7 separate regions of the Mus musculus genome follow, and all the other regions are linked to region 1. Evidence: chromatin loops called from intact Hi-C (ENCODE). Cell type or tissue: heart. All regions are shown on one strand.

Region 1 (4,000 bases):
TGCTCCTATTATCTGGTAAGAACGACAGTGCAGAAAGGGGAGAGCCAGCAGGGAGGGAGGAGAGGAAGACCGCAGCCTCTGCAAGGCTGAGAAACGTGGTCCCTGCAAATATTGAATGAACACTGCCTTTCTCTGTAGGAGCCGCCTCTCTGCTTCCCCAATGCCGCGTCTGCAGTAACTACAAACTATTTGGTATTCTGTGTTAGTGACGCTGCCTTCTCAGATACATCGTTACTACCGAAATAACACTGGCGAGATGTTGGAGCCCAGTGTCCTTTTTAATTATTAAACTGAGGCCAGTGACTGAGTCATTCCACATCCCAGATTCTCCTTCCGTGCTTCTATTTCAAGTGCCTAGTATCTTAGCTTTTTTTTCACCAACACCTGAGTTGGTTCTTAGCCAGTTCCCCAATCTGCAAAGCCCTTGCAGAACAAATAGTATTATCCAGTCTCCAAACACACACTGATGGCATAAAAATAACCAAACCCACACAAAAACTTTGGTGTGAGATCATCAGGAAAACCAATGTAGGTCTACCTCCCCTCTGCCAGCCCCCAACTTACCAAGTGGGAGAGCGATGAAGAAGGGGAGCCAACATAAGATGAACATTCCGACTACAATGCCCAAGGTTTTGGCTGCTTTCTTTTCCCTGGAGAACTTAAAAAGTTTGACAGCTATGGAACTCCTGGGGTTGTGGCCCTTGGCCTTGGTACTGCTGAGGGTGTCCTCATGAAAGTTCTTAGAGTGGATTCTCAGGGTCAGCTCTTTGGAGTTGGACATTTCCTTCATGACTCCCGCCTCCAGATTCTTGGTGGTCCTCTTGGCCACGATGTAGACTCGGCAGTACATGACCAGGATGACCGCCAGTGGGATGTAGAAGGAGCCCAGGGAGGAAAAGAGGGCGTAGAAGGGTTCTTCTGTGACCCCACATTCTTTGTCGTCATTGGGCGCAGGTTCTTTCCATCCAAGGAGAGGCCCGATGGAGATGACCGTGGACAAGACCCACACACTGAGGAGCGCCAAGATGGCCTTCCTGCGGGTGACCAGCGTGGGGTACTGCAGAGAGTATCGCACCCCAATGTAGCGGTCAATGGAGATGGCACATAGGCTCAGGATGGAGGCCGTGCAACACAGGACATCAACCGCTGCCCAGATGTCACAGAAGATGCGCCCCAGCACCCAGTAGCCGAGCACTTCCAGGGTAGCGGAGAAGGGCAGGACTGTGAAGCTCAACAGCAGGTCAGCAATGGCCAGGTTGACAATGAAGTAGTTGGTGGGCGTCCGCAGGTGCCGGTTGCAGGCCACCGACAGGATGACCAAGATGTTGCCCACGATGGCAAAGAGGATGAAGGCGCCCAGCACCAGGCCCACAGAGATGGCCCTGGTGACGTCCAGCTGGGGCAGTGTGGAGTTGCTCGAGGTCTGGTTGGGGCCAGTGAAGTTGGCATCTTTCAACTCTCCCCAGTGGGCAGGTGCTGATGTGTTGTGGCCGGTGTCCAGATCGGGATTCATTTTAAAGTCCGCCCTCCATAGCCAGGGAGGAGATTGGGCTCGGAAGGGCTGCGACCAAAGCTCCTCAGCTGCCCTGAAACTTTGCTCCCTCCGTGGTCTTCTTTCCAGAGGCGTCCTCCTGGCGAGAAGTCATCTCCCCCGGGCAGCCTAGCCCGGCAGCACGTCGCCTGCCTGCACCCAGCGGCTCGCTCGCCTGTCAGAGGGAGGAGGAGGAGAGAGGGGACGAGGCGGCAGCTCCAAGTTTAATGGTCCACGTCAGGCGCGCCTGGCCGGGCTGGCGCGGGAGCGCGGGGAGGAGCGGGCGCCGGGCCGGGGGTGCCCGGCTGTGCCCGGCCCGCGGCGGGTCTACGGACCGCGGTGCCTTCTCCGCCCAGCGATCGCGAGGAGGGTCTGCTTTCAATGAGCCGCCTCTGGGCTGACTGCACGGCGGTGACATCAGGCGGGGAAGCCCGGGCGCCCTGACTCTGTGCGGCACTAGGGGGCAATGCGGGTCCAGCCAAGGAGCGCAGCCCCGACGCCAGCGCCAGCCTAGTCGGCTTGGAGACCTGCCGCGCCCGGCACCGCTCCCTCTGCGGGGATGGGGCGGGGAGCAGAGCAGGGGATCCGGGTGTGGGCATCCCGGTTCATACACCCCAGGGGGCCCGCTGGGATTATTTTTTCCCCCTGTTCACGCTTCAGTTAAAAGGTAGGGTGGGGATGCTTACCTCTAATGGGGGCTCCTGGAGTCAAGCCATGGGTTCAGAGAGATGTGCAACTTCTACACAACTGGCTTCTACAAAAGGAAGAAAATCCCTGCGTTAGGCAGGTGACAGAGACTTGAGTCACATCTGAGACCAGGCGTATACTTTAGTTCCCCCTTGCAACCTCTTTGGCCTTGATAAAACCTAGAAACTTCTGTTGCTCATTCATTCGTTCAGTTATTCCCTGCACACATTCCTTCAGTGGATTGTTAATGTCCACCTCCAGGCAGTGGCTCCATTCTAGGCACTGTTCTCCAACAGTTAGAAGGGTACCCAGATTCCTGACCGGCAAGTGGAAGCTTATCAAACAAGCAAAATCTGAAGCGAGACATCTAATGACAGGAGTTTAGGAGAAGATTAATTGAGGACAGAGAAATGCAACCAGGGTATGGAAGAATATGAATTGGATTTTTTTTTTTAATGACAGAGTATGATGTAGCTCAGGTTGCCCTCCAGCTCACTGTATAACACAAGAATACCTTTGAACTCTTGATTTTCCTATGGCCACCTCCTGAGTGCTGGAATTACAAGCATGTACCGCCGTGGTTGGTTTATTTGATACTGGGGATGGAATTCAGGGCTTCGTGCATTCTAGGCAAGCACATACTCTACCAAGTGAGCAGCATCTCTAGGCTGAACTTGACATTTTAAGAAGGGGCTTGGGGTTGTCACTAAAGAGATAGTTGAGGGAGGGAGGGAAGGAGGGAGGAGGGAGGGAGGGAAGGAGGGAAGGAGGGAAGGAGGGAAGGAGGGAGGAAGGGAGGGAAGGGTGAGAGGGAGCTAGTTGTATCTCTGGGAGTAGAGAGTGAGGACTGATTGCCAAATCCTGGGGAAGGGACTTGGGGGGGGGGGTCTTGCCTGTTGGCTCTTTTCTTGTATTGCCTTGTATACATGTAGGCTATTAGGCTACAAACCCTATTTCCAGAGGTGGGTAATTACAAAAAGGAAGAAGAAAAAAGTCAAACCAGGGAAGAATTTTCTTGTTTGTTTGTTTGTTTGTTTGTTTTTAGAAAGAAGGTCTTCAAAAAAAAAAAAAAAAAAAAAAAAAAGAAAGAAGGTCTTCAGGTTGGTTTTGAACTCAAGATTCTCTGTCTCCCAATACTTAGATGCTAGACCATGTGCTACGTTCATGCTGCCTTTTCTCCCGACTTGATGAGAGAACTAGTCTCATTTTGATTTCTGTTTTGAGGATGGGACCCGTGTGATAAGGGAGTTGAGCCGTTTTTTTCAAGTACATATGCCTATTGAGGAGAGGAAGGGTGAGTTGGAGTTGAATGTCATTACTGGGTTTCCTTATTCTAGTGCTGAGTACTGAGCCATAGAAGAGTCACCGTTTCTATAGGAGCAAAATAGGGGATAGAGTAAATGTTATAACTTGGGCTTTTTTTTTAAATGGCTCATTTTGGGGCTCAAGTTAGTGCTACTGGGAAGGAACCCACATTTGCTGAGCTCCTACTGTTCATCAAACATTTACTTATTTCTCTCCCCTCCTCTCCTCTCCTCTCCTCTCCTCTCCTCTCCTCTCTCCTCTCCTCTCCTCTCTTCTCTTCTCTTCTCTTCTCTTCTCTTCCCTTTTCTTGCTGTGTAGCTCACACTGGTCTTGAGCTCACTATGCAGACCAATATTGTCCCAAACCCCAAAATCCGTTGGCCCCCACCTCCCCAGTGCTTGGATTACAAGCATAAGACACCACACCCAGCTTACTTATTTTCTTTTATTTTTCTTTAACAAGTCTTTGAGAGAGAGG
Region 2 (4,000 bases), 370 kb after region 1:
GCTTTGCTGTTTCTTGAGTTATTTTAGGTTGAAGGAACCACTGAAGCCAGGATATGTAAAGATGAAGATGGTGTCAAACACATATCCTTGGCTATGCAAACATTCAGTCATGACTTGAAAACATATATGGAAACCATATTTTTTGAAACCCTAATGATTTAGGGTCTAGTGACTATATAACTTCATCAGAATTAAACTTGTTGGGCAAGTGAGAAATATACCTTGAAAGAAAACTCTTGTATGTCCTTGTCATTATTATGAATAGATTTTATTTGTCCTAATCCATAGCGCTGTTCTTTCAACAAAAGCTTTATCAGCCTACAAGAAATATGACTTGTGTCTGACACAGACAAGAGCACATACTTTTTTTTTCACTCTCTGAAATACTTTTTATATACTGCAGAGAGGGAGCAGCAGCTATGGGCACTGCTGTGCACTCATGCACACACCCACATGTACCTATGTGGACACACATTCATGTGTTCACATGTGATACACATGCACAACACAAGCACACACACACACACTACATACACCATCTTTTTTCCTTCTAAATGCTGAAGTTTCACCAATTTCAAACTCCTCCAGCAAATCAAATTCCAAATGAGTCATTTTCCAGAATCACTCTTGTCAGTATGGCTTCTTAGTGCCAATTTCCTCTGAGCTGAAAATAAAATAAAAATAAAATAAAATGAGAAGGTACGGAATTGATGGGTCCTGCTGGCTCCTGAAAACAGACCCATTTAATTTGATACAGTTGTGAGGAATTGTTCCCAAAGTCTGGGTTCTCTCATCTTCTTAGTCTCTTGCTAAGTTCTGAGAAGAAAGAGCTGACCTATTTTGGCTCTGATCACTGGAGGACCGAAGGGAGGAAAGCATCTCACATGTGTGATTCCTTTCTATCCTATGTGATAACCTCTTTCTCCCCAACAGCCCTGCTGCAGGCGCTGTTATCACCACTGTTTTGCTGAGAAGGTAGCTGATCTTCTAAGAAAGACAAGCTAAGTTCACATACCCGTTTCCATTTGAGAGGAGTCTGTGCCCCCTGTGATTTCTAACTCAGCGATCTCCCGATCTCCCCACAGGAACTGCAGAGCAATTTTCCTCCTCTACCTCTATAAGTCTATTGGTGGCATTTGATGAGAAATCATTTTTTAAAAAGGTTCCCACAGAACCAGCAGATAAAGGCACCTGCTACTAAACTCCACAACCTGAGCTAAACCCATAGACCCTACAGGACAGAACCTCTTGATGGGGAGAACAGATGCTATGAAAAAGAGGTTTTGGGTAAGATGGTGATGGATGAGCAGTGTCTGATATAGCATGGGATAGGCAAGTAACTACATTTAGGGTAGGTACCTCCCCTCCCTGTTTTGCATTATATGATATGTCTAGGTGCTTTAGCTGTATTGATATATGTTAGCAATCCATAGATCATTATGTCCCAGAAGTTATCTTTCGTGGCAAATATACACTAAGGAGTAAAAGGATGTGCGTTTTGAATCCAACAATAAGAGATGCTGACAGTCCGTTCCATGGACTGGCACCAAGGACTGAAATGGCACCTGGAGCCCAGAAAGGTGCCAGCTATCCTACTTTTATCTCTGAGTCTCCTTGTCTATCTTTTCCTCCTCCCCACCTCCCCTGACTTCCACACTTCTCCCTCTTGCACCCCACTTTACTCCCTCCAGAGTGACATGATCCTTTCTATCTACATCTGTATTTGCTGCCTTCATCTTAGTCTCTGAATTGACTTTATCTTTCAAAGGACAAGAGCCAAGATTAGGAGCAACAGAAAACTAAAGGCACAACTTTAGAAAGATGTTTTAAGGTAAAATGTAATTGAAAACACACCTTATTCTGTGGTTCAAAATATCCTTTAATAAAGTGTGACACAATACCAAACTAATTTGAATAAGAAGCTCTGAATTTGCTCTTCATGATACACTTTTGAAATCTGATATGTATGGATAATACTTATGGCATACTTCAATTTGGATCATCTAATTTCAAATGGGCAGTGTTTTAGTGGCTACCAAACTGAGAGTCATGGATCTAGACTTCATATATCTGATTCTAGGAGCCAGAAATTTTCTATGAACCTCAATTTGAATCTTCACAACAGAGAATCCAAGTGTGTCTGCATATAGTCCAATCAGCCTCATCCAGAAAGAGGTGGATCACGTTCCATAAACATGGTAACCAAAAGAAGAGGGCAGAGGATTTTCATGATGGTTGCTGAAGACTTCTCAGGAAAAGGCACATGTCGCTTGAATTTCCTAGAAGAGTCCAGAGGTTCTCCATAACCTTGCATTTGGGGTAGAGAAACGCCACAAGACAGGAACAAGCCAGGAAGACGGATGTGCTGCCACCTAGAGGAGATAAGTCAAGCCTGACTCTGCATCTGCTTCTGCCAAGGGTCCCAAGAGAGGACGCCCTGTGCCAGAGAGGCCCTGAATCAGGAGTCAGAGGGGGAGGTTGGGAAGCAGCGTTGTTAGAGTGACTTCCTCACAAATCAAGTCTTCAGGAATAATTTTAATTGAGGAAAGACAATTGCGCACAGCTAAGGAATCTGCCCTGGCACTATGGCCCCTCAGCATAGACCGTCTCCACACTGTTGTTCAACACCAAGGCCTTCCTCCTTTTATGCAGATGCTGTCAGTTCCACAAACAGGTTTTGAGTTTGTTTTGTTTTGTGGAAACATCCAGTAATCTCTGGTTTTGTTTATACAAGTTCTGCAGTATGAAGAAAGCTTAAGTCCTTAATAAGAACCAAGGGACCAGCTGCCTTTTCTCTCCTCGAGACACGGCGGGCCCTTCCAGAGGCAGCCACTTTCACTTTATGGGCTGATTGTTTCAACTCTCCCTCATTGCTCCTCACAGAAGTCCACCCTCATCATCTGATAGACTCATTCTTTTTTATTTGGGGGGGGGGGGGGGGGGGGTTCGAGACAAGGTTTCTCTGTGTAGCCCTGGCTGTCCTGGAACTGACTCTGTAGACCAGGCTGGCCTCGAACTCAGAAATCCGCCTGCCTCTGCCTCCTGAGTGCTGGAATTAAAGGTGTGCGCCACCACTGCCCGGCAGACTCATTCTTTTCTTCACTGAACTTGAAATTCTGTGAAGGGAAGGACATGGCTAGGTTAGCTATTGAACCCGGGCCTCCCTATAGTAACTACATATAGCTGAGCCAAGTACTCACTAGTTGCATAGTTCAACTATCTGCTATACCCCACACACCCTAAAAATGTCTCCTAATAGCGGTGCCTAGAAGTTCCACGTGTGCTTTAGCTGAAGCACCTAAGAAATGTTGTGCTATTTTCCTCTGCTTTATCAACAGCCTATTTTTCCCTTACCTTCAGCCCAAATTCTTTGTCCAGATCAAGAGTACTAGATGACTTCAAGGAGTCTATTCTCCTTATCCACCACATTGGCTTCAGAAATTGAACTGGAAAGCGTTCAGCTTGGCAGCACGTGCCTTTCTCTGTTAAGCTATCTTGCACCTACACCTAATTTACTTTTGTAGAAGAAGAAAAAGACCTCATGACCTAATTACCTCACAACAGGCCTATAAGCCACACCTCCTGCCTCTAGGCCACACCTCCTGCCTCTAGGCCACACCTTCTGCCACATATTCAAAGCTGAGTGCTTACCAGGGGCAAATGTGACCAACTTCTTATAACTCAGTTTCATCTTCTAACAACTTCATGAGACATTTTGCTGTGAGACTTGAATAATATGAATGAAAAAAAACTTAGTTCAGCACTTGAGACATAATAAGGACCCCCAAAATATTCGATGTTATCGTTATGTAGCCTAAACGCCCTCTAAATTCTGCATCTCACTACCCTAGACACGTTTTTTCACATTGAAAAGCTTCATTCCTGCAAATTAATGTTTGCCAGTAGTTACTACAAAAAGGAGTTTTGGCCCCAGTCTCTGCCCAACTTAATACAAATCCCAGATTGGTGGAGTCTTCAATTAATTGGCTTTCTTCTCATT
Region 3 (4,000 bases), 52 kb before region 1:
ACACAGCCTGCCCAGTCTTCAGCCTCCATCAGGAACTCTGCTCTGATCTACTCCAGTCAAGTCAGTGTGGTTTCTTTATCCCCCACCCTGCTGAACACATACAGGCTGGTCCCATTTGGCCACTTAGTTGCTTGTTAATATTGTCAAGCTATGTCCCAGGGCTGGCTGAGGCCTTGTTTACTAACTAGATTGTAAATCCCTTCTGGACAGGAAACATTATTTTCATTTCCCCTCCAGATTTATATATTTTCTTATAAAAATGATAATGCTGAGTTAAAATGACCGGTTACAAAAATAAATGTATAAAAGAATAAAAAAAATCTTTCTCCAGTCAAGTTCGGAGGACCAGAGTTAACAGTTGTGGTTTTCTTCTGTGATTTTTTTTTCCTTAAATGGGGTCCAACTCCACCTCTCTTTCCCTAAATTGCTTGGCTCAGTCACTTCTCCTTGTCTGGGTCTATATCGTTTCTTCACCCCGACTACTGCCATGTCACATTCCAATCTGGATGCATAGTAATTTCTTTAACATGTCCCCTAATGCCAGTCAAGCAGGTGATTGATCTCCAATATTTAACTGTTCCAATCTGCAGCGATTAAAAAGCCTCAGGCACTCGCTCTTTGCACATCTGTTTCTGTAGGCTAAACTCCCCTGTGAGGATCCTCTGGGCCAACTGTACTGTAAGCTCTGACAGCTAGCTGCATTGGCTTCTTAAGGGCTGTCCCAAGCTTCCCTCCTGCTGGACTGTGTGCTGTGACATCCTCCGTACATTGCCACTCTGGGTTCCTGTAGCTGTTCTGGTCTTTCTTGTCCCCTTTGCACTGTGCATTGTTTTCCTGTCTCTTCCTTCAGACCCTTGCATGGTACCACCCGATCTCCAGTAAGCACTGTTTCTAAGACAGAGCCTTCACTATTCAACTCTGGCTATCTTCCAGCTATCTGGGAAGCGTATAGACTGGCTTTAAATACATGGTCCTTAGTCTCCACAGTGGAGACGTACAGGCATTTGCCAGCATGTTTGTGTCCTGCGGTGATTTCTTCTATTGTTTGTTAACTTTTAAAGATAGACTGTCCTGTAGCCCAAGCTCATTATGTAACTGAGGGTGACCTTGGACTCTGGATCTTTCTATGTTTACCTCTCAAGGGCTGGGATTACAGGTGTGTGCCACCACATCCAGCATCCTCAGAAATTTCTGACAGGGAGTCGTGTGTGTGTGTGTGTGTGTGTGTGTGTGTGTGTGTAATTGTTTCAGGGTTAGAACCCTGAATATCCTTCCTGATATATCGACTTTCATACTGTCCCTAGGGACCTCAGGTTCTCATCAGTAAAATGGAGTTAGTAGAAGCAACTACATCCAGTGTTGTTTAGGATTGAACTAGATGCAACTTGTTAAGTCCATAGGGGCATGCTGTAAACCAGGTCTCTGCCCCACAATCAACTCCAAAGTAATAGTCATTTGCCACATAGTAATTACTCCTGTACTGATGGGTCTTGTAATTTCACCAAAAATCAATCAATCAATCATCAATCAGTTAATCAATCAAATAAACAATAAATAAAGAGGAAAAACCGTTGGGACCTATGCTTGATATCGTTACATATAATTTTGATTTAATTATTTCCCCATCAGTTTCCTTTCTTGGATTTAGTAATTCTAGCTGAGTACTTAGTATCCTCGAGAAGGCACATACTGCTCCTTGCTGGAGGTGGGGTTGGGTATGGGCTTCCCTTGGCTCACCACCAGGGGGCACTGTGAGTCCAGGACTGTTTGGCCCCTGGTACAGATTCCAGGAATATTTTGACTTCTTCCCTAGGGATCTTTACTCCCAAATCCTGCTCCCTGCCTCCACCCCAACACACATGAGGACTAAGGCTCTACTTGCTGGACCAGCCAATGCCCTGGTAGGGTACAGAAACCCATAGTTAATTGGAGAAGGTGCTAAGCCTCTTTGGCATGAGAGAAGATGGGCCATGTGGATCTTTTCCCCTGGGCAGATCCTTCCTCAGGAGACAGGAATAAGTACAACAGGAAAAGCAGGTTCCTGGAAGGCAGGTGCTCTGTGCTGTGGCTCAGGCTGCAGAGGGTTCTCTGACAGTGTCACTAACTCACTGTGAACGCTCCCTGGTCTCTGAGTCTGGCTCTGCTTCTTCCACTATCGAAGCAATTCCAGTGCTTCAGGTTCTGAATCTTAGATTGTTGAGCCTTGGCAAGTCTCTTAAGTATGCCTACTAAGTGAAGGAGGGCGACTCACTCAAGACCACTCAGCTTGGAGAGCAGCAGGTAGCCACTAGGACCCGTTCCCGTTGATTGGATCCAACAATGTTTGTGGAGCAGTGGAGTCAGGGATTTGAAGTTCTTTTCTGAGGTCATAGATGGGCAAATCTGCATTCTCAGGAATGGGGTGAGAGAAGATCCCCCCTCCAGTCCCTGAGGGAGCCGCTCAGATCCCTGGAACATGGGAGTTGCTTTCTGCAGGGATAAGGTGACTTTAGTTTTGCTGAGGGCTTTGTGCACAGAAAGCTCTCCCTAAGTTTAACTCTCATGGATGCTGTGAGCACATTGACGCACAGCTTTGGCTCTGCTAGCAGGCTGCCACCAGGAAGGGGACAGTGGTCGCAGTCCACAGGCAAGGGTTCTCACTAGAACGCTTTCTCACACTTAAGTCCCATGCTGGGTCCATGTGATCTCCGAGCTCCGGGAGCTGCATGAAACCGTCCTGTATTTTCCTCAGAAAACAGACTACAGCTGGCATGGCAGTTGTAAAAGGACCAGGAACTCTCCAAAGGCCGGGACTCCTGACCTACCTCAAGACTAGGTTGACTAATTAATGTCAGTCTGAGCCACCACTAACACAACGCTTTTCTTTAAATCCATTCACTTTTGGTACCTGAACTATGGGGTACAAGAAGGAGACAGGGAGATTAATAAAAAAAAACTGTATAAAATTTCCACAAGGAAACCTATTACTTTGTAGGACAATTAAAAATATATAGTCTGATAGATGCATACAAAAGATACTTTTGATTAAATGTTTGTAAGTGCTGAATCGTTACTTTAATGAGACATAAATTCATAAGCTATGCCTTTGTGTTTGTGCTGTATATGGTGTGTGTGTGTGTGTATATATATAATTTGTACACTCATGGAGGCCAGTGGAGGGCAAGTGCTGTCCTTTCTCACTTTATACCTTGTCCTATCAAGACAGCATTTCTCAGTGAACCCAGGGCGAGGCAGGTGACCAGTAAGTCCCAGGACATTTGGCTCTGCCTTCCCTTCAAGGAGTGAGGTTAAAGGTGTGTTGGGACCATGGTTTGACTTTTTACATGGCTGCTGGGGATTTGAACTCAGGTCTTCATGCTTGCATGGCAAGCACTCTTACCCACTGAACCATCTCCCCAGCCCAGAACTATACTCTTAAGAGAAGCTTTTATTACTCATTGAAAATATGAATCATTTGCTATAAATGGAAAGCCATAGTTAAAAAAAAGATAGAAATACAACATTCTTAGTACTTTTTGGATTGCTCCAGACTGGCAGGCCTCAGGCCTGCTCTCCCTTCCTCAGGAAGAAGTTAGTATAGGTAGAGATGAGTTGACATTTTGACCTTAAAGTGAGAGACATTCCTTTTTGAGGGACCTAAAGTATTTAAAGATGTGAACTGAGACTCCCTTTTGCCCTGGGAAGCTCAGTCCCTGGCACATAGTAGATGCTTCATAAATATTTGATCAATGACTGAATATCTAATTCAGAGATTCTTGTGCCATTTATAGCTGTAATTTGAAGCTAACACATAGACCTCGGAAACATACATCTGATTTGATTTGACCCGCAGTAGAGATATCCCTGGGAAACACTGTTAGTGACCCCATGGCCAATTCTGATTTCCTTGGCAGTCTTAGGATCATGCTTTTTAAGCAGACCTAATGAGACAGCCCTCTGAAAGGGCTGGGGTGGGGGATGAGACCTTAGCACTTGTGTGAGGCATTTCTATTATTTTCCT
Region 4 (4,000 bases), 280 kb after region 1:
TGCTAAACCCCAGGACCACTGATCCCCAGTTAGTGGTGTCCATAAATTCGGATGCACTCTGTCTTCAGAAGAAAAAGGTTCCAAAAGGAAGCCCTTTCCCACAGATGCAGTTTGGCCCTCATGGTATGGCATTAGATGCTACAGCAATTTACTGTGGTTTGAGTGTGAAACCTCTCCTATCCTATAGGCTCATGTCTTTGATAACTAATTTCCCAGTTGGTGGTGCTGTTTTGGAAAGGTTGTAAATGTTTTAAGAATTTGAACATGCCTGGGTGAAGTATTTCGGGGAAGACTGGCCTTAGAATTTAAAGACTGGTCCCATTTCCTGTCCTCTCCCTGTTTCCTGTCTGCAAATATGCTGTGGTCACTCCCTTCAAGTTCAAGCTGCCATGCCTTCCCTTCTTAAACACTGATTCAAAATAAACCCTTCCATCCTTCAGTTACTTTAGGCCGGTATTTTGTTACAGTCACATAAGAAAAGTAACGAATACAGAATATATTCCAATTGCATAAAGGCTCAGGCATGATAGAAGTGTGTATTTTGCCATCCCATAAGTCCTGTTTAGCCTAAGACTTGTCAGTTCAGGGATATGACTTAGAACTTCTCTCTGATGGCTTGACTTGTTCCTGTAGGCTTGCCTTCCTTCATTGTTTATACTGAGCTGGTAAAAGAAAGGCAACAATGAAAATTTCCTACTTCTCTTCACCCATGGCCTGTAACTGCTTGCGTCATTGTCAGGAGAATGTGGCCACACAGTCACAAAGTCATCTTTAGTAGGGAAGGGGTGTACTAGGGATGACGACGAAACAGGTTTTGATGTAGTTTGTAATATTGGAACCTCTGTCCTTTCCAAATTCTGTGTAGAATGAAGATTTAGAGAAGGCCAACAAGGTTGAGACTAGGATGGAGTAGACAGGAAAGAGCTGATATCAGGGAGAAAAGGAGGAAAGAAAAGGGAAAACTGTACATTTCATTACTGGGAGGCTGGAGAAATATGAATTTGGCCTCTTAAATGTATTATGATAATGGTGAATTTTATAAGTGTGATAATAGTGTTATAATAGAAAATAATGACCTTAGATGATCTCTAAAGATGTGGTTGGAGGTGAGGTGTTGTAATAGCAGTAGCTTGCTCACAAATGATCCTCCCAGTGCTCACACCTACTGTGGTGCATATGGAATAGGTAGGAAAAGATCAAATGGGCGGAAATGTTTATAGTAGGCTTTTGTGGCTATGTATAGACATGGAACAAATCCTTTAGATACTGTATAAAATAAAGTAGACTGAATTTAGGGTAAATCTTGACTTTGGGAGTCGAAAGAGCCCAGGAGTAAGGGTAACACATAAGCTCTAAGACCAGCAAAGATGATGAGGGAGCTTGCAGAGCATTTGGCTAGACTTCCTAATATGCTAGAAGCAACGATTCAAAGGCAAGCCAGGGACAGGCCTAGACAGATGGCTCGGGTACATGTTCAGAGTTCATCTAAATGGAACAAGTTTGAATAAAGGTAAGTAATTTAACTCACTTTACTATCACTGCATACTCAAGAGCCAGATCTATGCTAGAGACTATGAATACACAGATCTCGTACGTGAAAGAGAAAAGTCAGACTTCGGAGGTTAGAATCTAGTGAGTAGAGAGATAACAAGTGACTATAAAACAGTATGATGTTACAGCTGTGACAAGTTAGAAGGGAGACATTCATGGTGCTTCGGAATACCATGATGTCTAATTTTTGGTTATAAATGGTATTTAAGCTAAGATTTGTAGGATGGAGATATTCTCTCTCTCTCTCTCTCTCTCTCTCTCTCTCTCTCTCTCTCTCTCTCTCTCTCTCTCTCTTTCATGTGTGTGTGTATGTGTGTAAGACCATACAACATATATGGATACATCCTCTTTGGTTAGTAGAAGCATGGCGGGTTTGCACAATAGATAGATCAGTATAGCTGCAGGTAGTGCATGTGTATGGTGACATCAGTGATGAGAGGGACCAAGCTATGTAAGTTGTTAGTGGAGTTGAGCTTTTATTCTGTGTCTTAGGAAGGCATGGAGTATAGGTTAGTGTTTGTTGTAAGCAGCATAATCTTTGTTGCTGCTTAGTAGGGAAGGTATACAGCACAAACATAGGGGACTTCTGTAGCTGCCTCAAGACAGAATGAGAGAGGGTGGAAGGGCCTGAGAACAGGAGACTTTTAAGCTCAGGGTCATGGGTTCGTTCCCTGCATTGAGCGCCATCTATTGTGTGTAATTTTAAAAAGCCTGTGCTTGGTCCAGCTAGGCTCTGGGACCAGCAGCTGCATCCGTCTCACAGCTCCCCCTGCTAGCTCTCTCTCTCTCCTGGTCTCCTGGTCTCCTGGCTTGCTGCATGTTCAATTCCACATGCGGCTGTCTGGCCATGGTTCTCTGGCTGTCTGGCCATGGTTCTTTGAGGCTGGCTTGCTAAGCCAATCAGGCCATCCACGCCCATGTGGCTGGTCTGTAGAATGCCAGTGACCTCCCAGGTCTCACTCAGTACCCTTTAGCTCCGTGAAAGGAAAAGACTAGAGATTTTTATATTTACACCCAGCCAGATTTGTATCCATAAATCTCCAATTCCAAAATGTTCATGCAAAAAACACACAATTCAGTTACCATATTTATAAACTGCACACCTAGGTTGGGTAGATAGACTGCTACACTACTCTATTCCCCAGCTATGAGTTCCCTAGCTACTTACAGTCAAAGATCCAAAACTTATCTACAACAAAATCATGGAAGAAATTTCCTAACCTAAAGAAAGAGATGCATAATACATACAAGAAGCTTACAGAACACAAAGTAGAGTATACCAAAAAAGAAAAGTTCCCTGCCACATAGTAATCAAAATACTAAATATACACAAAGGATATTAAAAACCACAGGGATAAAGATCAAGTAACATAAATGCAGACCTATTAGAATTATTCCAGACTTCTAAACCAAGACTTGAAAAGCCAGAAGGGCCTGGGCAGATGTCTTACATTTTCTAGAGGCCAGCCCACATATCTACACTTCTAGACAGATTCCATTTACAAAAGTTAAGGTCAAGATCAGGTAAGGTACCTAAATAGTCCTATCATCCCTTAAGGAAATAGAACCAGTCATTAAAAGTCTCCCAACCAAAACAAAACAAAACAAAACAAAAAAAACAAAAAAACAAAAACAAAACCCAGGTCCAGATAGTTTTAGTGCAGAATTCTACAAGACTTTCAAAGAAGACCTAACACCAATACTCTCCAAACTATTCCATAAAGTAGAAATAGAAGAAAAACTGCCAAATTTATTCTGAGCCCACACTTCCACTGATACCACACAAACACTCAACAAAGAAAGAGCATCTCAGAATAATTTCCCTTATGAACATTAATGCAAAAATACTCAAAAAATACTTGCAAACCAAATTCAAGAACTCATCAAAGACATCGTCTACCATAATCAAGAAGGCTCCATCCCAGGGATGCAGGGGTGGTTCAATATATGAAAATCCATCAATGTAACTCACCATATAAATAAACTGAAAGAAACAAAAGTATGGTCATCTCGTTAGATGTTGAAAAAGCCTTTGACAAAAACTAACACCTCTTCATGTTAAAAAGTCTTCTAGAGATCGGTGATACAAGGAACATACCTAAACCCAATAAAGATAACATACAGCAAGCCATTAGCCAACATCAAGTTAAATGGAGAGAAAGTTAAAGAATCCCATTAAAATGAGGGACAATACAGGGCTGACCACTCTCTCCCTATCTCTTTACTATAGTTCTTAAAGTTCTAGCTAGAGCAATAAGCCAACTAAAGGAGATCAAGGTGATACAAATTGGAAAGAAGTCAATGTATCACTACTATTCATGGATTAAGATATGATGATATACATAAGTGAACTGCAAAATTCTACCAGGGAACTTCTACTGCTGATAAACACCTTTAGCAAAGTGGCTGGATAAAAAAATCAACTGAAAGAATTTTGTATTCCTCTTTT
Region 5 (4,000 bases), 370 kb after region 1:
CCAGGAGGTTCTACCTCTTGATTCCTGATAAATTAACAACCATAACAAAACAAACATGCAAACAAAACACTTGGCCACAGGGCACCAAGGCAACCTCACACTTCTAGCTATGGTTTCCAGGAACCTATTAGAATAAACTCTAGAAGCAACAAAACTCCAGGGTGAAGAGTGCCACAGGGTGAAAAAGGAGCCACCCCTAAGGATGTTTTAGAATTTGGTTGTGTGCCAAGAAAGAGCGGCAGTCAGTGTGGACTGTATCCTTAGTGCAGCGGATGTTGCAAGGATAATGCCCTTATTAGGCTTGTCTGATGGGAAGCCTTGGGGGTGAGCAAGTGAGAGGAGAGCCAAGGAAATAAGACTTGATTCCTTCAGTTAAGTGCCAAGTGCTGCTAATGACTCAGGGCTACTTCATTATGGACCTATTTCAGCTAATCCTCTGCAGGTAGCAATTTTTCTCTTTTCAAGGATGGTGGAAGCCTGGGAGAGGCCATCCCTTCTCTAGATTAAGGGAGGAGAGCCATCCATTTTTATTAAGTCTCCAGGCTTAGTGGATTCATCCTATGGTTGCTCCAGCTTTAAAGTTTGGTATTTCTGGCTCTCTGGGATGTTCAACTGTCACTATTCCCTGCCTTGTTAAAAGACAACCTGCCCATGAGGCATCTTCTCTGTGAGCTGCTACATTCCTAGAATAGTCATCTGCACCTCCACTGTTGGGCACATTCATTTGGCTCAACAACTACTTGCTCAAAAAATTACCTGCATCTGTATTTCAGCAGACAAATACTGGTCTTTTGGGGACTTGGACTATACCTCTATCTTTTCCTGAATATTTTCATTCTTAGTTCTGCCTTCTCCGTCTCTACTTCCAAGACCATGAGTTGGCCCCACCCACTGGAAGCATTCACATGTGCTGACTCTTCTGTGTGGAGATGCAAAATATCCCTGTCCGTTCCCTTCTTTGCTGATCAGTTTTTCCTCTTCCTTCACGCTTCATCTAAGTCTCACCTTGCCCATCCAAGTATAAAAAAATCCCTGGATCCATGACCCGCTGAACATCTGTATCCTGCCTACCCAGTGCTGCACTTCCTCCAACAAGGCCACACCTACTCCAATAAGGCCACACCTCCTAATAATGCCATTCCTTATAGCCAAGCATTCAAACACATGAATCACTGGAGGCCAAAACTATTCAAACCACCACACCACCAACTGGGATTATGAAAGACCAAAAAACAAAAAACAAAAAAAACAAAACAAAACAAAACAAAAAAAAAACAAGCAAAACACCAAATACATGAACAACTAAAAGCCAGACATGTAAATATGTGGTATGAAAGACCAAGGTACTGTTATCAAAAGAGAAAGATGTAACTCATACCCACATTCTCAGAACAACAGTGGTGAAGTTTCTGCACTACAGACTTCAAAAGTTAGGGGAAGTCATGGCTGAGGAAGGACTAGGGGCATGTTTTAGGCTCAAGTGACTGAGTTCAATGACAGTTCTGGCATTTATCTAGGGTCCTATGTCCATACCTGGCTAGGCTAGATATTCATCTGCCACTGGACCATTCCTGTGTTTTTTCTCTGTTTCATGAATACTCAAAGCAAGACAGATGATTAAAAAGCCTGTCAGAGTCGAGATGCTGAAATAAGCAAAAGGCATAACGTGGTTGAGGGACTGGAACTGATTCCAAATTCATGCCCTTCCCAACGGGTACGGGTAGATGCCTCTTAGTTACATACAGCAGTTGTCATGTGTAAATAAGAGCCTTTTATTGTGACATTGCTTCCCCCAAGAAATTACAGAAATACAAACTCTAAATCTTCCTATCTTTAAGTGTGGGCCACTAACTCAATTTTTTTCAGCTCAAAAAACAAAGTCATCCTTCAGGTCAAACAATACACATCTGTGTTTGGCATCTAGACAGCAGGTCTGCTCTAGCATGCACAGCCGGCTTACTACCTCTGGTCTAAACAGATTAGACTTGTGAAATTGAAACCACTGTTTTGCACCCACAAGATTAGCAGATGTTAGGAAATCTGATAAAATCAAATGTTGCCAAGGAAGTAGAGCAATGGGAAGGCTCGTGTGAGGCTTCTGGGAGTGACAACTAGAATGGCCACTCTGGGAAAGAAACCGGCATTGCCTCGTAAATGTAAGGATACTCACATCTTTTCACCCAGCCTTTCTATTCCCTGGCTTCAGGGTAACCATTGCAAATGCACACAAGACTGTATGTGAATGCTCATAGCTGCAGTATTTGTTCTAAAATGAAGCTGGACACAAATCAAAAGCCAATGACAGAAGCATAAATAAGCCCTGGGTTATTCATGGAACAGAATAAAAATAACTCAAGTGCTATCAGTTAGTGTGGATCTGGGGACTTCAGGGGTGAGATAAAACTTGCTAAAATCTTTCTTCTAAAGTCACTAAGTCCTTTCTATCACTCGAAGAAAATAGCCCTCAATCAAGTAACCCAGTCTAAGTAAATCATTCATTCAACAAGTACCTTCTGATCATCCATATACCAGATGTGCTGCTAAGTGCTAGGGAAGTCACAGTGAACCAAGCAGACATTGCCTCTGACATCACAGCCTGGTGGAAGAGAAAACAGAGTTAAAAAAAGACAACTAAAATGGAAAAAATGAGAGCAGGATGCCATCAGAAAGAAGAAGGGAGGAGAGACAGAATTTAGGTAGCCTGAGAGGGTTAAGCAAGCCATCTCTTGAATGGATTAGGTTGACACCCAAGATGTTGTCCAAAAAAATGAGAACAGAAAAATAATTGTACCAGCAAAAGGTTGCTCTACAAAGGTCTGAAGCACAGGGCATGCTGGCATGTGCCAAGAAACTAGCAGGCTCAAGGACGCTAGATCTTTGGGCTCTAGCATGAAAAGCTTGGCTAACAAGAGGACCAGATGGGTGTCCATCCTTCCATCTAAGATTTCAAGGTGGCTGACAATCCAGTGTCCTGAAGGAAGTCTAAATGACAAAACAAAAGCAATTGGATGCAACCCACAAGCTCTTTTGTGTGCACATGAAGTTCTACTAAATTGCAGCTAGCATTAAGAGAATATTAAGCTCAGATGTCTCTTATCCTCTGGTACATGTCATGTTAAATGCAGATATTCGGGGTTCAGTGTTCATTATCTAAGATGATCTCAATATTGAAAGTAGAGTTTTCATATAAGATATTCAGCACCATGCAGAGAGAAAGGCACCAAGACCATCAACAGTGGCTTTTCTCAGGGTTTCCAGTTCAGTTCACAAACTGTTGTAGTGTCTGTGTCTGTGTGTGTGTCTCTGTCTGTGTCTGTCTGTGTATCTGTGTGTGTGTGTCTGTGTGTGTGTGTGTCTGTGTGTGTGTCTCTGTCTGTGTCTGTCTGTGTGTCTGTGTCTGTGAGTGTGTGTCTGTGTGTGTAGTTCAGTGCATTCACAGTTCGGAATGCTTCTGCTTTTGATGTTTGTTGTGCTGCTTCATTTGCTGGATCAAAGTTCCCATCTGAGCACAGTTCACACCCTACAGTGCCTATTGCAAACTATGTCATCTACAAGGACTCCTACAGAAGGCCCCTTCAAGACTCCTACACCAGCCACACTACCTTTTCAGAAGTAGAGGAGCAGCAGTTTAACCGGAGGAACCTCATTTCCCCAAAGTCACCCATAACTTATTTTGTAACCAGAGGCCCCACGATCTATTCATTATTGGATGAAATCTCACAGAACATCTCATTTCCCTTCAATTTTTCATCAGTTTGCATTATAAATAATAAAGTTATCAAGCATGGCTTGCATGGCTTGCATGGCTATTTCCAAATCACCCAGCAGGAACACTCCTGTTCATTTTGTTGCTTGCAAAGCCACCCCTTCTTCTTCCTCCCCCTCTCTCTCCCTCCCTCCCTTCCTCCCTTACCTCCCACCCTCTGTCTGAAAAACCTTCCAGACCAGAACTCAGTTTGGCGATGTCTCCTCTATGTCTCCGACTAACATGGCCTGACCT
Region 6 (4,000 bases), 79 kb after region 1:
CAGTGTCATGGGTCCCTATGTTAAGCTGTCCCTTCCAGCTCTGCTTAACCAGGGAAGCAGGGCCAAGGACCTGAAAATGTCTCTGACTCCAGTCAGCCTTTTAATCAAGCTTCTGATTAGGCTGCTAAATATTTACTGAGTGCCAAGTGTGAGCTAATCCTGTTCTGGGATCTGGGACATGAAAAATGTTCCTGTAAAATCCTTGTATCCCAGACATATAATCTGAAAAGAGAGGGGAAGAAAAACCGGTTGGGATGGTCATCCGCATCATCGATTTGACTAGATTTGAAATCACTTAGGAAGCACACTTACGGGAATCTCTTTAGGGGCATTTCTAGAGATGTTTGTCTGAGGACAAATGATTCGCCCTGAGTGGAGGCAGCATTACCAAATACACCCAGATCAAATATAAAGGAGAAAGCAAACTGAGCTCATATCCCCTCAAACCATGAGCCACCACAAGACCTTTCTTAAGTTGTGTCTGTCAGTGGTTTTGTCTCAGTAACATCAAAGTAACAAATACAGCCACAAGACAATTCAAGCATAATAAGAAGACAATGGGAAGTGAACGCTCTTGGTTGCATTACACCTCACAGGCATAACAAGTAAGATACATATTTATAACTTTACAGACAACTATGTTGCTATGGACATATGTGTGTCAATAGTAGATACTTGTCTCAGTCTTTGGAAGCGTGGAGGGCCTTGGATCTTCAGTCCCCACTAAGCAAAGTGACCATCAAAGGACCCTACTTTAGGAGCATGAAGCCCTTCTCCAGTGCGCAGGCACAGGAGTCAGGACACATCATGCCACAAAGTGAGTTTTAATCAGAAAAACAAATAGAAGCAGGAGAGTTTGTAGAGTAGTGGACCTCACTCACCCTGTGGATCCCAACCCCTTACAACCTTTCCACAACAGTCACCTAAGACCATCAGAAAACACAGATACTTACATTATGATTCATAATAATAGCAACATTACCGTTATGACAGAGCAACAAAAATACTTTTACGTCAGGGTCAGCACAACACAAGGAGCTGTACTGAAGGGCCACAACATGAGGAAGGTGAGAACTGCTAGTGTAAGCCTTCCAGTCCCTGTGAGTGGAATTCCACTAGGGGAGGATCTAACCACTGTGTTTGGGTCCAGCTCCAAAGACAGCTGTTTTCCGTTGAGATCCAAGGGCCTCGGACCTTCATTACACAGAGAATGTTTGGCTTCCTCCTCCAGCAATCCCATTGGCTGACGGCCTATGTATTTACGTTGCATGTTTTGTCAGCCAGGCAGGCATTGCAAGGCTGTTCTGTGAGGGACTTTGTCAAGCTGCTGTGGAATATGAAAGGCTATGCTGTCAGGCATGGCAACCACTTCCTTGTTTGTTCAAATAAACAGGTCAAAGACAGTGTAGATGGTTGTTTAGCGTGGTGCAGACCCAGACGGCTGACTGGAGGAAGAAGGCTTCATATTTCACCTGAAGCTTTTCAATGTGCACTCTTAGCTATCCTCTTTCTCTCTCTCCTTTGGCTGCCCGCCTCTCAGCTCCCGACACTGTTTTATGTCACAGAGACATGGGTTATCAAGTGGCCAATTGCTGCGGTTGATGAGGAGGGCTGGCTATTTGGTCTGAGAGCGCCTTATGTCTGTGTCTGAGCTCCAGCCCTGAAGTGTCAAGAAGGACTTTTTCCTATCCCCTCCACTGAAGCAGAAAGAAGATTTAAGTAGCACAGGGTTCCTTGGAAGGAAACTGGTGTGTGTGTGTCATGTGACTGGAGTCTCCTGAGGGTGTGAAGGTGATCCCCTAGTGCAGCTCAGCTCAGTTTGCCCCAGTTCCTACAGGCTGCAGAGACTCGACCCATGTTCAAAGTGAAAGGTTCTTAATCGGATACATTAGTGATCTCTTTAGGAGAGAGGTAGTATCTCTCTCTATTAAGAAATTAATTAAGTTAAATTTTAACTTTATGTGCATATTCATTTGTATTGTCACCATGTGATTGTAATTCTCATAGAGACCAGAAGAGGGCGTTGAACCCCCTGAAACTGGAGTTACAGGTGGTTCTGGAAGAGCCAATGAATGTTCTTAACCACGGAGTTACCTCTACGTCCCTTGGCTTCATCCATTTGATGACAGAGTAAGGAATAAGAGCAAAAGCAAGCTTTTTTATTTTTATGTTTTAAACTTTTTATTTATTTATTTATTTATTTATTTATTTATTTATTTATTGGTAAATTTCACACCATGCACCCCAATCCTAATCATTGTCCCCTCCCCTCGTACCACCCTCCACTTCCTCCACAACAGAGAAAAAGAATCTTTTTGTGGGAACTATAGTGTGTCACAATATGCCCCATACTATACTCTTTGGTTCACACTTCTTTGCTTGCAAATGTTTATTGCAATGACTTGTTGGTTTGGTACGAGGCCTCTGGCTTCTGCTACTCTCAATACTAGAACCTCACTGGGATTCCTCTTAGATATCTTGTTCTTGGCCAGCATCATGTATATCATGTAGTTTTGGATCTGTAGGACCGGCCCCTTCATGCACTCCAGCAGTTTATTAGTAGGGTAGATGTTAGGTGGGCCAACTCAAAGTCTTGGATACAGCCTGAGAGATATCTGAGCTGGTCAGTCTGCCTGCTGTCCTGCTCTCATGGCCTTAGGGCCTACATCCCCAGCAACTCCCACTACCAGGGCCAGTTCTACCCTGCTACATAGGCAAGGTGTTGGGCCCACTCTCTTGAGTGTTGCAGCGGGTAAGGGACACAGCCAGTTCTAGTATCTCATGAACTGGGGTCCAGGCCTTCTGCCTGCCATAGACAGCAAGAGATGGAGGAGGGGAGGAGGGTATCTTGCCCTAATTTGCACTGCTGCCTAGCAGACAAGAGGCAGGGCCAGCTCTCCCATACTCATACACTTGGGTTGGCTCACCTGCAACCCCCACATCCAGAGCCAACTCTACTGTGCTGCCCAGGTGAGGTACAGGGCCTGCTTTCCCAAGGAAGGCCTGCAACAGGTGAGTGGCGGGGCCAGGTCTCCCATTCTGACGACATCAGGGTCAGTTCCCCTCTTGCCATTGGCGGTAAGGGGCAAGAGGTACGCATCTCTTCCTTGCCTATGTCACTACATAGCAGACGAGCTTGTGAGTCCAGCTCTCCCTTGTTCACACCCTTGGGGCCAGCTTACCCATGCCCCTACCGTCATGATCAGCTCTACTGTGCTGCCTAGGTGTGATGCAGCTTTTCTTCCACCATCAACTGTCCTGTTTTTGGTCAGGAGACAGAAGGCACAGTTGTGGGAGGTGGCTTCCAAGGCGACTGTCTAAGAAGAATGGTAGGGGTCACGCTTCCTCTGAGCATCCCTTCCAAATGGGCCTAGCTCTTGGAGATAGATACTGGCAAAACATGGCTACCTTTCTTCCAGGATTGGACCATAGTTTTGCAATGTCTTGGATCTCAGGTGATGCGTCTGGCTCACATCTAAGTGCAGTGAAGAAGTTTTCCTTGCTACTGGATTTATGCAGCAGGTACCCTCACTTGCTGAACTATCCTGCTGGCACCCTATATTTTGGATCTTATTATCCTTAAAGGTCTATATGTTAACAGTCTGGCCTGCAGCTTGGTTCCCCCTGAGAGGTGGTAGAACCTTTAAAAACATGTTTGGGGTAGGTATTTGGTCAGTGGGTTATCATTGAAAGGGATTGTGGAGCCCTGGTCTCCTCTTTCTCTTTCTTTTGTACAGAGCTGTAAGACCTCTAGGTCTCTTCCATCCAATGCTACCACAGGCAGCAACAGGGCCAAGCTCTCTTGAACTGAAACTTTCAAAACTGTGAGCCCAAATAAAGCTTCCTTATTTAGGTTCTTACCTCTGGCATCTCATTACAGTAACAGAAAGCTGGCTAACGGGATGGTTAAGAGAGAGGATACCATTTCCAAATTAATGATGCTTTCCCCTGTTTACTTGCTCCAGTCTCTGCCTTTTCTTGTCTGAAAAAAAAAATAAAT
Region 7 (4,000 bases), 290 kb after region 1:
AGTCCAGAGATTCATGTATGCGAAGCAAACACTGAACTAGCACACCATCTCCATCTTCCTGGACCGCCTCTGTTTTCTCTTCTCTTTTCTATCCCTGTACCCCATTTTTTGTGAGAGGGGGGTCATTAGCAGCACCTCTGCTGAACAGACAGAGGCAAAACAATTTAAATTAGTGTTTCAGTTTGAGACTGCCTCTGATGGCTTCTGGAAAAGGAGAATGAAATTCTTTCTTCCATCTCCAACTAACGGGCTGTCTGTAAGAAACCCAAGCATAAGAGAGTGATTCTGAAGTCTAATTTTTTTTTAATTCCAAATTGAACAGATTGCAGTAGACACTTCAAACACACACCTGGCATGATTGCTCATTCAGCCAGTGCTGAGCATAGAAATGATTGACCCATTCTGAAAATAGAATCCAGCAGTACAAAAGAATATAAAAAAAATAGCCTCGTGTCGTGTACACAATGCAGTGTGGCTTCTGGTATTTTCATCACCAGTCAGAAGGGGTTGGACCCCATCAGCCATCTGCTTGAGTCACAGCCGGGCTGCAATGGCCGTGGCCTCTGACAGGCATCTCAATCAAAGCTCAGGCCTCTGGAAGAGTCGCATAGCAGGGAGCTGGGACCTGCAAGTGACATCCTGTAGTGTCTGTCCTCAGGGCCCCCCGTCACAGGCTACATCAGGAATGCTCGCCTACACACTTGGATCCTTAATGAGAACAAGCCAGGATGACATCAGGGAAGGCTGCTGCGCTTGTTCTCTTGGTGACGTTCAGTGTTTCTAAGTGGTCTCTGCAGTGCCGTTAAAACATCACAGAGTCCCACACCGCCTGCTGAATCCCTACATGCTAGCGTGGGCTTCTGAAGGGAACATATGAGTACATCAGCATGGAGTTTTCCTCCAGAGAGTCAAAGAAATCCTGACATTCATTATTGGCCTTACATCCAAGGATGCACCTCATTTTTCTTTTCCCATTCATTTTTTAACAGTCAACACACAAAAATCCTTCATGTAGACAGACCCTTCTGAATCTGAGTTTACTGTTTGACTATGAACTTCACAATGTCTTCTAAGCTCTTTGTTCAGTTGAATTTAATCCTGCCATCAGAGGCCAAGAGAATGGAAAACTCGGCAAGCTTGCATGCATGCTCCACTAGGGAGGAGCTATGGTCTAATAGGAGATAGAAAGAAGCCTTTTGGGACAGTCAGAGCTGGAGAGATGGTTCTGTGGATAGAATGCATGAGGACTCAGGTCCCCAGCACTGAAAAAAAAGCCAGGCATGGCAATCGATGCATGCCATCCAGTATTGAGTGTGGCAGAGGTAGGAGGATCAGTCACAGCTGCCTGGTTTTGATTTTGTCAAATCAGTGATCTCAAGGCTCAGTGAGAGACTCTGTCTCAAAAAAATAAGGAGGAAACCTGCCATCAGCCTCTGGCTTCCAAATGGGCCATGGGCACACACACATACACACACGTACAGACATATTCATACTCACATATATACATACATACACACATATATACACACATACATATACACACATATACAGACATATACACATGTATACATATAAACATACATACACATAAGCACATATACATACATAGAGATATACACATGTATGCAAATAAACATACACACGTACAAACATACACACATACACATAAGCACATACATATATGTACAAACATATACACAAATACAGACAGTTGTATAAAATAAAAAAAAAGACAAAAAGAAATGGCTGGTGTTGACAGGAGTTTCTCAAAACCTTCTAGTAGCACAGAGTGTGCCATGGAGAATGGTGTTGACCTCAGGGTGTTGGAATCCACCCTTCAAGTGTTCCCTGGCCCCAGTGCTGTGTAAAGCAAGAGCAGACTAGGTGGAGGACTCTAGCAGCTATTTCTCTAGAAAACCATCCCAGATTTGTGGGAGGAGGTCAGGGAACAAGCATGGGGCGGGTTCGCTTCAGGGAACTGGCCTGCCCCACAGCAGACAACACTAGCACTGCGGACACATTATTCTCTAGCCAACTTGGAGCCAGGCACAGAATTTGAACTTGAAGCTGGCTGGCCTTGGACCAACCACCGAAGCTGCTGTGTCCTCAGGCCGGCACCACCAGGGGCCATCGGGAGCTCTTCCTGTGTGGGAGCAGTGGTATAGGCAGAGTCTTGTTCTTGTTTTTCTTTGAAAAGAAATAATTCCAAAGTCTACCCCAAGTCAAAAGCTAGATCTAATCTTTTTTTATTACTATTATTTCTTTCTGGTAACCATCTAGAGGCGAAGGATTAGAAGCACGAAATATCAACTGTGCAATTTTAACTGTTTTCAAAGGAAGATAAAATAAATGTCAAGTCCAACAAGGTCACTTGCCCCTTCAGCAAATAATTGTCTCCACAAACCTCTTTTGATGTGTTGAAACTGAAGCAGATTGTTAATGTCCTTCACTGAGAGGACTCGGGGTTCTGCAACATTATATGGTTTAGAGTCCAAAGCAAGACCCCAGGCATTAGTCACCCTTTCTGGCTAATCATCCAAAAATAGGGAAGGCCTTTCCAGTTGTCCTTTGTAGAAGGGTGACAGAGGTGCCATCTATGGCCACCTCATAGGCTCATTCTGGCACAGCCTCTATTTTCTCTTTTATGCTTTGGGAGAAGGAAGAACCTTGAATTAAAGGTTAAGAAAACCAGACTATTTCCAGCTTGTGTTTAATTGGGACCCTTTAGCTCAGATCAAAATGAAACACAGAGTTTATTATAGGGGCACAGGAAAAGAATTCCCAAATCAAAGCACAAGAGCGACACACCTTCTTGTGTGGACTCAAAGATGGAAAGCCAGTGGAAGCCAAGGCTGACATCTGAACCTACTGCATTGTCTGGTGACTGTGCCTGTCTCCAGTAGGCTTATCATCCTCTTTCATTCAAGTTGATCATTGACTGTGCTAAAGATGGCTGCTCAACAACCCTCAGGTCCAGAGAAACACAAAAGACAATTCTAGGTTCTCTGTAGAGAAATAAGGAGAGGTGAAGTGTATTGTTGATCTCTGTCAACTACAAAACAATGATAAAGTCTAAACATGGCTGTCAGGACCTGCAGATGAGTTGTGCCAGGGTACCCAGGAATGGGGTTTAAGATGTGAGTAGATGCCTCCCAAACACACCTACTTTAGAGTCCTGCTTGTGCCCAATACATTCTAGGAAGTTTGCTCTGTAGTCAAGAAATAGACAATTGTGCATCATCACAGAGATGTTTGCACATCCGTGTTTGTAGCTGTAATTTACACAGCTGCCAAGACAGGGAGTCTGCCTTGATGCCTACCAACAGACGAGTAGGTAGGGGAGATGTGGATAATAGATTTTATCCAACCAATGAACAAATAAAGATAAAATTATGCTGTTTGCAGAATATGGACCTGGAGAGCATCCAGTTAAGTAAATTGGGCCAGATTCAAACGGACGGAAGTCATGTTTTTGTTTGTATGCAGGATCTAGGTGTGTGTATGGGTGTGTGTGTGAGAGAGTGTGTGACATGGAAGTAGAAAGTGGACAATGGGTGGAGGGATAAATCTAAAAAGAAAGAAAGGGCGAATCAGACAAGCTAAAAGAAAGTAAGAAAGATAAAATATACATATTTTCTCTTATGTGAATCTAGAGGTGTGTATGTGAGAGAGAGAGAGAGAGAAAAAGAGGGGGGTGATGGGGGAGGAAGCTGAACATAGACATAGAGGGGAATAATTTGAAAGAAGAAAAGGGTAGGCAGGGAGGATTATGAGATGTGCACAAGCAGGACATAATGATATCTACATATATGAAAATATCATAATGAAACCCATTTTCGTATGCAAACTATAAAAGTGATTAAAAATGAAACTATGTTCAAATGTGTTGACAGCTGGAAGAGGGTCCAGTACAGACAAACAAATGCAAGAGTAGAATAATTCCTTCTTATGGGCCAGGCGTGGGAATGGGGTTGTGCCCTACTCATCAGAGAATATTCAG

Evidence for each region. A loop is a pair of places that touch in the nucleus more often than their neighbours do. Peaks named below come from ENCODE experiments on the same cell type or tissue, not always from the same donor. Only the 100,000 strongest peaks of a DNase experiment are listed, where the experiment ranks them.
Region 2: a loop joins it to region 1, with 2.4 times the contacts of the local background. A loop is called at or near these places in 13 of 42 quality-filtered maps.
Region 3: a loop joins it to region 1, with 2.9 times the contacts of the local background. A loop is called at or near these places in 13 of 42 quality-filtered maps.
Region 4: it touches region 1 in a loop (1.9-fold over the local background); 4 of 42 quality-filtered maps call a loop at or near these places.
Region 5: it touches region 1 in a loop (2.1-fold over the local background); 13 of 42 quality-filtered maps call a loop at or near these places.
Region 6: it touches region 1 in a loop (2.0-fold over the local background); 4 of 42 quality-filtered maps call a loop at or near these places.
Region 7: it touches region 1 in a loop (3.0-fold over the local background); 4 of 42 quality-filtered maps call a loop at or near these places.

Annotation. Positions count from the first base shown.
Region 1 is chr11:43,834,576-43,838,575 of GRCm38, forward strand. It overlaps Adra1b (adrenergic receptor, alpha 1b), which reads right to left and starts at 1,914. Exons shown (of 2, transcript NM_007416.4): 1 at 565-1,914. The coding sequence starts at 1,513. In heart, CTCF peaks have their summits at 1,374 and 1,993 (motif pointing right); DNase peaks (open chromatin) are centred at 1,456 and 2,026; H3K4me3 peaks cover 2,492 bases; H3K27ac peaks cover 1,063 bases; H3K27me3 peaks cover 2,061 bases.
Region 2 is chr11:44,209,573-44,213,572 of GRCm38, forward strand. No RefSeq gene overlaps it. Among named protein-coding and RNA genes, the nearest start is that of Il12b, 190 kb to the right of the region's middle. In heart, a CTCF peak has its summit at 2,381 (motif pointing left); no DNase peak of the experiment used is centred here.
Region 3 is chr11:43,782,191-43,786,190 of GRCm38, forward strand. The region is part of intron 1 of Adra1b (adrenergic receptor, alpha 1b); the gene reads right to left. Among named protein-coding and RNA genes, the nearest start is that of Ttc1, 36 kb to the left of the region's middle. In heart, a CTCF peak has its summit at 1,731 (motif pointing right); a DNase peak (open chromatin) is centred at 1,771; H3K27ac peaks cover 553 bases.
Region 4 is chr11:44,114,469-44,118,468 of GRCm38, forward strand. The region is part of intron 5 of Gm12153 (a long non-coding RNA gene); the gene reads left to right. Among named protein-coding and RNA genes, the nearest start is that of Gm12153, 160 kb to the left of the region's middle. In heart, a CTCF peak has its summit at 2,232; no DNase peak of the experiment used is centred here.
Region 5 is chr11:44,202,641-44,206,640 of GRCm38, forward strand. No RefSeq gene overlaps it. Among named protein-coding and RNA genes, the nearest start is that of Il12b, 200 kb to the right of the region's middle. In heart, no CTCF peak of the experiment used is centred here; no DNase peak of the experiment used is centred here; H3K27me3 peaks cover 44 bases.
Region 6 is chr11:43,913,504-43,917,503 of GRCm38, forward strand. No RefSeq gene overlaps it. Among named protein-coding and RNA genes, the nearest start is that of Gm12153, 44 kb to the right of the region's middle. In heart, CTCF peaks have their summits at 1,104 and 2,026 (motif pointing right); no DNase peak of the experiment used is centred here; H3K27ac peaks cover 729 bases.
Region 7 is chr11:44,126,688-44,130,687 of GRCm38, forward strand. The region is part of intron 6 of Gm12153 (a long non-coding RNA gene); the gene reads left to right. Among named protein-coding and RNA genes, the nearest start is that of Gm12153, 170 kb to the left of the region's middle. In heart, no CTCF peak of the experiment used is centred here; a DNase peak (open chromatin) is centred at 1,994.